2 separate regions of the Mus musculus genome follow, and region 1 is linked to region 2. Evidence: chromatin loops called from intact Hi-C (ENCODE). Cell type or tissue: heart. All regions are shown on one strand.

Evidence for each region. Hi-C counts contacts between places; a loop is a spot of excess contacts. Peaks named below come from ENCODE experiments on the same cell type or tissue, not always from the same donor. Only the 100,000 strongest peaks of a DNase experiment are listed, where the experiment ranks them.
Region 1: it touches region 2 in a loop (7-fold over the local background); 3 of 42 quality-filtered maps call a loop at or near these places.

Annotation. Positions count from the first base shown.
Region 1 is chr15:32,244,107-32,249,106 of GRCm38, reverse strand. It overlaps Sema5a (sema domain, seven thrombospondin repeats (type 1 and type 1-like), transmembrane domain (TM) and short cytoplasmic domain, (semaphorin) 5A), which reads right to left and starts at 4,294. Exons shown (of 23, transcript NM_009154.2): 1 at 3,808-4,294. It overlaps Snhg18 (small nucleolar RNA host gene 18), which reads left to right and starts at 4,445. Exons shown (of 2, transcript NR_038186.1): 1 at 4,445-4,725. In heart, CTCF peaks have their summits at 2,932 (motif pointing left) and 4,023; DNase peaks (open chromatin) are centred at 2,986 and 4,486; H3K4me3 peaks cover 2,918 bases; H3K27ac peaks cover 2,699 bases.
Region 2 is chr15:32,763,734-32,768,733 of GRCm38, reverse strand. All of the region lies in intron 1 of Gm41289 (predicted gene, 41289), which reads left to right. Among named protein-coding and RNA genes, the nearest start is that of Gm41289, 6.9 kb to the left of the region's middle. In heart, a CTCF peak has its summit at 2,254 (motif pointing right); no DNase peak of the experiment used is centred here.

The DNA of each region.
Region 1 (5,000 bases), 520 kb after region 2:
TATAAAAAAATAGATTTTGTATACTTGGATAACCAGTACCCTAAAATAGAATGGTACAGTTGGTGAAGTACTTGCTACCAAACCTAGTGACCCAAATTTGGCTCTCAAATACATATTGGAAGGACAGACACACAGCTGTCATGTGACCTTTATACTGTGTCATATTCAACACACACACACACACACACACAATGTAGTAAAAATGTAAATGCCAAAAAAAAAAAGCTATATCCCAAAGAGCTGGTGTTCATGCCTTATATTCATCTCTGGGATGCTCTTATGCTAATCTATGGGAACTACAAACAGCAGAGACACTATCAATGTCAGGTGATGTCTGCAGGATAGTAGAGGGTTTTTAAAAATATATAGTAATTTCAACTAGACTTTTACATCTTACTTTAGAAAGTACTTGAGGAGCATCTATGAAAATCTCCATATTGCAGACAATAGTACAGACGCTGTACACTACTTAGAATGACATACACTCACTCATCTGGGGATTCCAGAAAAGTTAACTTTGCAGAATATAAATAAAGATTTGCAAGCAGGTGCAGGTGGGCAGAAAGGTAGAGGCATCTTTGTTCGATACTTTGCTGTAATTCAATTTGTTAGACGCTGTAATTTATGTTTCAAACATTATTGAACATTAAACACAAAAACTTGTCACCTTGGTATTATAATTATATCCTAAGCAATTTGTCTGGGTAACTATAGCAACAATTTCAGATACACTTTTATAATACTAATTTGGCATAATTTTAGAATCAAGAATTATAGCAAATATATAGGAAGAAATGGTTTCCTCAAATGTTATTCAATTCTACATTTAAAAAAAAATGGGTTACTTGACTAGGAGTTGATGCGAACGAATGGATCTGTTCTGTACTGCACATGGCATGGGCTGGAACACAAGCCTCTTCTTTAGGGTCGGCGTCCATGCTCACTCATATATCCAACAGAATGCCTGATGCCCTTGGCTGGACTCTTAGCAAAGCCCTACCCATCCCTCCTCCACCTTCCTGCATTTTGTCGCCGAAAAGCCTCTGTTTCAGTGACTTAATGATAAAACGACATTCAGTTAAACAGATAAAAATCATTATCCAGTTAATTGGAACTATGCAACGGTTTGGCTAGGTAGCTCTTGATATAGCCTGGCATGAGTAGCAGTTGATATAGCAGCCCAAGAAACTGGCATCTATTTTGAGCACGAAGCATACAGCACAGAGAAATGCTTGTTGCTTTTAACAACTGTCCCTCAGCAAGAGGCTACAATGAGGATACAGAAGAATTTCCTCTGAGAAGCCAGTAGCTACAAGGACTTCCTGTGGTCCACAAAACCTAGGGTCATGGTAAACTTGTGGGAATATGTTTGCATTCATCTTGTATTGTTGTGAACTAGTTTTACTCTGTGCTCTTCCATTTCTCTCTTTCAATCTCTGCAGACATGACTAAGATGTCACTTGAGACAGACACAAGGAGGGATAAATACCAGCTTATTTTCAGCAGATTCTAAACACCTTAAAATACTTCCTCTGGTCCAAGACAGTCTTCCCTACCCAGAAGACCAAAGTCTTTGCTCTCAGCAGGGATCCTGCAGCTGTTTGCCATTAAGGCAACCAAATAAGTTAGCAGCGGCTTAAAAGGCATCAAATGATGAGCATCGCTTATTTCCCATGTGAGGAAAAGTATGTATTGACTACAGCCGCATAAAAGCTGATACCAGTACATGGACTTCACAGCTGAATGGGCACACACTGTGACAACAGTCGGCATCTTGGGTGAGCCACTGTCTCAAAAGTTTTTATAATAAACTCACGGCAGGAAGTCTATGTTTCAAACAACTACACTTGGAACTGCTTCTTCATGGAAAACAAACGTGCAGAAGAAATGTGAGTGGGCAGAAAGAAATGCACACTTCTTTTGGAGTAAACACAGGAAAGAAAAGTAGTTTCAATGATCTACAACAGAAGGTGTCTGCTTAAGCCTGAAGTGCAACAGTGAACTTTTTACTCCAAGAGAGGAACTCCTCCCTCTCTCAAAAGATGAAAAACAACATTAATTGGCAACCCTAGTTGGGTATTTAAAACGTTTCCTATTAAGGGCTAGTTTTATCTTTATAAAAGACGAATTCTGTATTTAATAACGCATCTGCACTTCAAAAACAGGGCTCTTCCTGACAAGCCTGGACACACAGCTATTTTTAAAAATATAAATAAATACACTGCATTAATTTTAACACCCGGTGTTTAACCAATGTGCTGCTTAGGAGCAGAACCTCCTCTCCGTATTACACATAACTCTTATACCTTCGCGCAGTTTCAATTGTTAAGTCCAATTGTCAAAGGAGAAAAATGTGTACCCTGAGGAGTTTGTAGGAATGTGTCTTAGGAAGAAACCTTTCCAGATAGACGGCTTCCGTCCAACTTTTCTGTCGCTTAACTACGCTAAAAAGCTCTCCTGGGTAAAGAGAACACTTCTCTCAACTCTTCCTTTTGAGAGGAAAAGAGGATCGCCAAGGGCGATCGCCAGAGATCACTCCCCTCCAACAGTTCCTCGGAACATCCTGAGCACCGATCTTCTCCTGGCCCCAGACCGTGAACCCGGGTATGAAATGCCTTAGTCTTCCTCAGCAAAACACCCTGGCGGAGTTGTGCCCTGGTCCCACTAACCCCAAATTTTCACGAACACCGCAGAGCCCCTGTGCAGAGAGCAGGAAAATGTCCCCTAGTCCACCGTGCAGGGAGGTAGGCGATTCCGACCACCAATCCCGGTTCCAGATCCCACCAAGCAAGCCTGGCCTAGCGCGGAAATCACAGCAAAAATCTGTGTTTTACTGCTGCCTAGGACCCCTGACCCATTTGCCCAGGACAAAAACACTAACAAGCTCTGTGACATCCTCTCCGAAAGCTCGCTCTTGGCGCCCCCTGCCGGGAATCTCCGGGACGCCGCAGGCGCAGGAAAGTTAAAACCCAACTCAAGGCAACCGCATCCAGGTACAAACAACAAAAAAGGACGTGAAAGCGCTTCCCGCCAAAGCCCGGGGCGGGAGGTGAGGGGTACCGGGACCGGGACCTACCCGCTCTGGGCCCAATTCCAAGGGCGATCGCCGGAGATCACTCCCCTCCAACAGTTCCTCGGAATATCCTGAGCACCGATCTTCTCCTGGCCCCAGACCGTGAACCCGGGTATGAAATGCGTGCGGCTGGGCTGCCCGCAGACGGGGGCTCTGCGATTGGAGCTCATCCTGCTGAAGCCCCAGGCTTCGCCATCCCTGCCTTAGTCTTCCTCAGCAAAACACCCTGGCGGAGTTGTGCCCTGGTCCCACTAACCCCAGATTTTCACGAACACCGCAGAGCCCCTGTGCAGAGAGCAGGAAAATAAATGTCCCCTAGTCCACCGTGCAGGGAGGTAGGCGATTCCGACCACCAATCCCGGTTCCAGATCCCACCAAGCAAGCCTGGCCTAGCGCGGATTACGCACACAGATCTCCACGGGTACCTGAAAGGTGCTGGCCGAGGTGCAGGCTTGCCCACTGACCGGTCGCACACCCGGACCTTCTCAATCCACGCTCGTATCCAGGGAAAGGCTAAGACACAAACTTCCAGCCCGTGCACTATCTCCACTGCGACCGCCCCCGCTTTGATGGTAGTCCTGCACGCGCCTCTGCCAGGTTGTCCCCACCCAGGTGTCTGCAGAGTGACCCTACCAGAGACTTACACCACCCGCAAATGGACCAGTGCCGAGTCCAGTTCACACGTGCAGGGTCTCAGCTATGACACTCAGGGACTCTGCGGGGAGAGAGCTCACCAGATGCCGGGCGCGTTCCTCCTGCTAGTCATCCAGCGCCCCGGGGCCCGGAGCTGCTCCAAGGGTCCTCTTCAGTGTACTACGAGGGAAGTCGAGGCAGCCGCCACCACTGCACCCCGCCACTTCTCCAGAGCTATCCTCCTCTCGCAGCGCGCCAGGCTGGGGACCAGCTAGTCTGCCGGAGTCTCCAGTTGTGCAGCTGAGTGGACAGGCTCGCGCCGAGAGAGGGCGACCGGTGAGGTGGCAAAGTTGGGTACCCTCTGCTTAGTAGCTGCGCGTGGGAACCAAGAACACCCCCAAAAAGGATTGCACGTGCCGGGACGCCCCCGCAGTGGGAAGGTGGGATACAGAGGTCGCCACAAGGCTGGGGCCACCGTCAGCCAAGGGCTGAGGAGCCCACCCGCGGCGGGAGCGCAGCGCGCGCGGGAGTGGGCACAGCGTGAGCAGCCGCTGCTGACGCCGCCTTCCTAGCGAGTAGACCAGCGCTGGGTGAGCGGGCCCAGAGCTCGGGGCGGGGAGCACAGGACCGCCTCGCCTCGCCCCGCCCCCGCCCCGCCCCCTCCGCCGCACCTCCCCTACTCCGCCCCTCCCGCGTGCAAACTGAGCGCCCCACCCACCCCTGACCTTCCCAGGCCCCTCCTCTAGCCCCGCCTCTTCCCGAGATGGGACCCCCAAACACTCCCCAGGGGGCTCTCTACACACCCCAGGAGTTCTATTTGTGCCACCAGAGTGCAAGCTCACCCAACTGGTGACTTTTTTCGAACTCCCTTCCTCGCCTGGAAGAGACCTTCTTTGGCTACCCGCCCCTTGCCCGGTGGCTCCTACGTGGCTACTTTGCAGGATGGGCTGTATAAAGGGCTGGAGGCAGTTCAACCCAAACCAGAGACGTGGCGTCTGCTAGGCCTGCCTAAGCTCCAGGTAAGTGCGTGCCCCCGGCGGATCGCGGGTGGGAAGAAAGTGGAAGTTTAAGATTCAGTTCTTCTGTGTCATCATAAGAAGACTGGGGTGTGCTTTGGGGGTGGTGAGGGGCCCGCCGCGGATTCTTACAGGCGAGCTGGGCCCAGCAAGGCTCTCAGTTCTTGAAAAGGATAGATCAGAGAAATGAATAAATCTGCCATCCAAGGAAATAGAGCAAGAGGTTCCCAAGTAGCCCTAATGGGAATTAGGAGAGGGTTACCTCATGGACAGAAACA
Region 2 (5,000 bases):
CCTCAGTGACCCTAAGATCCTCGGCATGCCAGAGCTCATGTTGCATGGAGAGTTCTCTGGGGATTATGGGACCATCTGCCGAGTTTGTGCCCAAGGTGGCCCAGGGCTGGCACTGACCAGAAAGACGCCAGTGCCTTCTTGTCCTGGCTACATGCCTTCCTGACTTGTAGTACAAGCTCTTCCTATTGTTCTTCCTTTCGTGACACATGAGAATGACAGTAATATAATTTTATCACTAAAGTACATATAAAGATGACTGAGTCTAAGTGTGCACATTTCACAGAGCCAGACATGTTATAAATGCATAATAACAGACAAATATTGTTAGCTTTTCATTGTTACAATAGATACTTGTAATAATCAATCTACAAAGACTTGTCTGAGGTCCATTGGTCCTATTGTATTGGGGCATGTAGTAGCTAAACACAGTGGAGACACAACTGGAGAACAAAAATCTTTCACCATACAGCAAGAATGAGAAAAGACAAAATTAAAGAATAATAATAAAAAAAGAGAACATGATCTTGAATCCCTTTCAATGACTTAAAACCTACCCAACATATGAAGTCAGCTATAGCAAAAAGACTACCTTTGAGTTACAGATAATGAAACTTAGCTTTGGAGGGGTTGAAAACTTTCCAGGCAGAGAAGAATTCAAACCCCAGCCTCTCCAATAGTCAAGTCCATACATATTTCCACTCTACCTACCTCAATGTATTGTTCATAATAGCAAAAGATTTGAGAAACAAACTAAAAAGTAAAAAAAAATTAATGGTGAAACCAACTCTGAAACTTGTACATGATGAAATACCAGTTAGTATATACATCCCTTGAAATCCAAGTAAACAGACCCTGAAGCTGCTCTGTGATGCAGAAATATAAAGCACCAGCTCCAGAGACTCCCTGCGGCTCATATACAATGCCAACACTGATCAACCCAGAAACTTCTGTCCTGTGGAGCCCTTCCCACTTCAACTCATGTGTTACTGTGGTTCTGAAAATTGAGGTCTCTCGGGGAGAATGACTTCTCTCTCATACTTGTAAGAGGCCAGGTTGGTTGCCTTGTCTGAAATCTCTATGTTACACCCCTTCTCCAGGAATTCTGTGATATCATCCTAGGTGTATTGTCATGTCACAGCACTTACTAGAGCAAATGTAATTCACTGAGCGGCAAATGTCTTTCTTCTATCTTGTGTGTAATGGAACTTAAGCACATTCTCTGTTTCATCATTTGCCCAGTTCCATAGATTGGTACAGTGTGAGTCAGTATTTTGTAGTAACAACAGCTAACGTTCCCTAAGAGTATGTGATGTACTTAGACCTGGATAAAAAAGCATTTTGTGCAGTCTGAAAGACTGAATGAACAGAAAGGCTAATTCAGAAAGTTACTGTTGCCCTCCACAGCATCATACACTGGTCAGAGGGGCAGCAGAAGAAATACAGCTCAGGGTATAGAGGTGAGTCCTGACCCAATAAGCAGGATGTAAAGGAGGGAAGATGGAGCTTGGTTACATAAGCTCCCTAATCCCTTTTTGGCTTCATATGAAAAATGAGTATTAGCATTACCTCATGAAGTTTAGGGCAGGTTTGTACATATATAAATTCTTATGTGCAGGCTACATGTATATTAGTCTCTTAAATATTTCTGGTGAGATAAAGGAAGTGCTCTGAACTCAACAATAGACAGAGAGATCAAATGTCAAAACTATGTGCCCTGCTTTTCTTTTCTCTCTCCATGGTCTCAATAAGTAGCCTACGCTGGTCTCAAATTCCCATTGTCTTGCCTTACCTTCCTGGAAGCTAATATTATAGGCCTTTGCCTAACTAATACATGCCATTTCTACAATCTTACATCAGCGAGAGGGGGGGAAGGAGAGAAGAGAGGGGGGAGAGGGGGGAGAGGGGGGGGAGGGGGAGAGAGGGGAGAGGGGGAGAGAGGGGAGAGAGGGGAGACGGGGGAGAGAGGGGTCGGGGGGAGAGGGGGGAGAGGGGAAAGAGGGAAGAGAGGAGAGAGAGGAGAGAGAGGAGAGAATATGAATGAATGAATGAATGAATGAATGACTCCTGCTCAGCTAGCTCTCTCTTTTTGTGCAATCCAGGACCTCACTGTTCACACGTGGTCAGGCTAGAATCCGCCTAGATTTTATTACTGAGGAGAATCAAATGAATGAATTCACCCCAACCCTTAGGGCAGTACACAAAGGGCTGAATCATTTATTTGTGCTCCGCATTGTGCAATAACATAGACTTTCCACTAGGGGGCAAGCATGGTTCACTCATTTTAAACACTAATAGGGAACAGTGTAGAGATCTGAGCACTTTCTCTTATAAGTCAGACCCACAGCGGCTGCAGTGGAAAACAGGTTTCCAAAACAGTAGACACCAAACAGACCATTATTATCTTTGTAGTTCATGAGCTGAGTTGTATTTTACTTAGAGGTATAATTGGATCCCACACAATTGTGCCTCTCACATTTCAGGTGTGTCTTCCTACCTGAACTAACATGATTCTAGGAAGTCCTTCTAGGTGTGTTCAGAGACTTTCAGTCTTGCACACAATAAACCCCAAGTGGTGAAGAACCTCTCACTTGCTGTTGGGCTTACAGTGTCCAGTGTTGGGAAATATTTTCTTCTAGAACAAAGTGAAGTGATGGGGAAATGTTCAAATTAGTATTTTGAATCTTGTAGCCCATCCCAGAACAATTGTTTTCATAAACAATGCAGCTGCCTTCACATTGGTAGACACCTGTGCCTGCAGCATTGTGTCCTGGACAACTTACATCAAGCAAGAGAAACACAAAGGCATGGCTTACACACACCCATGAAGAAAACCCAAACTCCTGTGAGTTCACCTCTTCGTGCCTATCCATTTAAAGATATTTTATCTTAAAACTAGAGATGTGATGCTTATGGAAACTGACTCACTTGTGCAATTATCTAAGTTGCACACTCTATCAGCTGAGATTTCCAGTGAGCATTCTTTATGTTTGAAAGATGTCAAACTACGCTATTCAAATGCACATGTTGGGCAAATATCTAAATGAACCAGTGAGGCAATAGCACAGAGAGAAATAGCTTAAAAGTTTTGTTTCCTATGTTTCTATGTTGAAGCCTGGGAGTTTGAATGAAAAAATACAATAAAATTTAGGTGTCATAGTTAATACTGATTTTCAATCTGGAGTCACTGAAAATACATGTCGCTAAGCGCGTCTTGAGGGGGTTTCTAGATCAAGCAAATTAAGGATAGAAAGACCCACCCTAAATATGTCTGGAACTATTCTAGGGTAGAGTTCATTCATAACACAAAACCAGCAAGCTAGCTGGATAGCAGCGTCCATCTCTCTCTGCTCCCTAGCTGTTGGTGCACCATGGCCAGCTGCCTTCTGTTCCTTCTCCCGTGCCTTTCTCACTAAGATGGACCATACCCCTGAGTGTGAGTCCTCTCTCCCCTGCTTGCTTCTTAAAAGGTGATTTATCACTTCCCAACAATTAAGAAACCTTTCTTACCAAACTGGAGGTCATATTGGCAAATACGGTCCTTTTATGTGAGTGGCATTTATAATACTGCATGTATTACAGAATGCAAATTTTTAAACAAAATAATTTCTGAAAAATTAAATATTTTTAGAATATAAAGTAATTCTGAATCAAAAAATTAGTAATCTGGTATAATATTCTGTTTTAATAAACCCCAAAACATAGGTAAATAAATATGTAAGCCCCACTCATATAATAAGAGTAATTTTCACTAGTGGAAACACTTAGCTAAATTTAAGTAAATTAACAGCCAACAGTATTCTTACAAGGAGCTATTTTAACATGGCTAGGAGTAGACTTGTACAATGTAAACTGGAGTTGGCTCAGTCTGTCCTGGAGGACCCACACAGACCAGAGTTATGGGTTCTGGGGCACTTGAAAGCCGTGGATAGGAAATCAAAACATAGAGCCTATATACGTCCTAGCTCTGCTGCGTACCGCATCAAGACTCCGATAAGAAGTGACACTTGCCAGTTTTCTTGTGTGTAATGTTTGGGTCATGATGCAGTGCCCTGACAAGAACACACAGAGAAAGGTGTAGTTTCACAAGTGCTCCTGATGCCACTGAGATGGCAAATTAGCAAACATGACGCTTTCTCTCTGGCAGCACTGGATGTCAAACACATGCGTGTTCAGAACCCTCGGAGACACACTTGAGACCGTTTAGCAGTCGGGCCCTGTCCCTATTCCAGCCTTATCTTCTACAACTGTGTAGAAGGCTGGAATCTTGGTAGGCCTGCTTCCTGTCTGTTACCAATCCTATACTCATGTCCTTTCACTTGATGGAACTAAGTGACGGTTCAGACAAAGTCACACCGTTCAACGGACCTCAGGAGGGAAGTAAAGGAAGAGGTACAGAGGCTGGGGAGTAGGGGTGGGGCGTCTCACCTATTTACTAGGGCCATGGCTCATGCGCAGGAGACAACAGGGCAACAATGGGAATTGCCATTGCCAACTCCTTTAGGGGCTGGTTAGGAAGATGCCTGATTGTCAGTATTGTCGTGGGAGTCCCTTTTGGGCTGTCCACAGAGGTGCCTGACTGCTAACACTACTTTGTTCCACACAGTCCAAGTCCGCGTCCTTTCTCTACCTGACTTGTTTTACTTAATGTTACCTCTTACACACTCATCTACACATTGTCACACATATGGCTTTTCTTTCTTTCTTTCTTTCTTTCTTTCTCTCTCTCTCTCTCTCTCTCTCTCTCTCTCTCTCTTTCTTTCTTTCTTTCTTTCTTTAGAAGATGTATAGATTTAGATTCACAGGAAAGTCTGTCAAATCTTCTGGGCCAGGTGGCTGAAGATGCATGCCCCACCAACCACAGAGAAACACTGGGTGAGAGTCAAGGTTGTTAGTAAGTCTCTGCCATTTTTATAGGCTCAGCAACTGCTTGGTCAGCACTTCCTGCTTACTCAGATGAAATTTATCCTTCTCGAGTCTCCAATGGGGTTGAAGACTAGTTG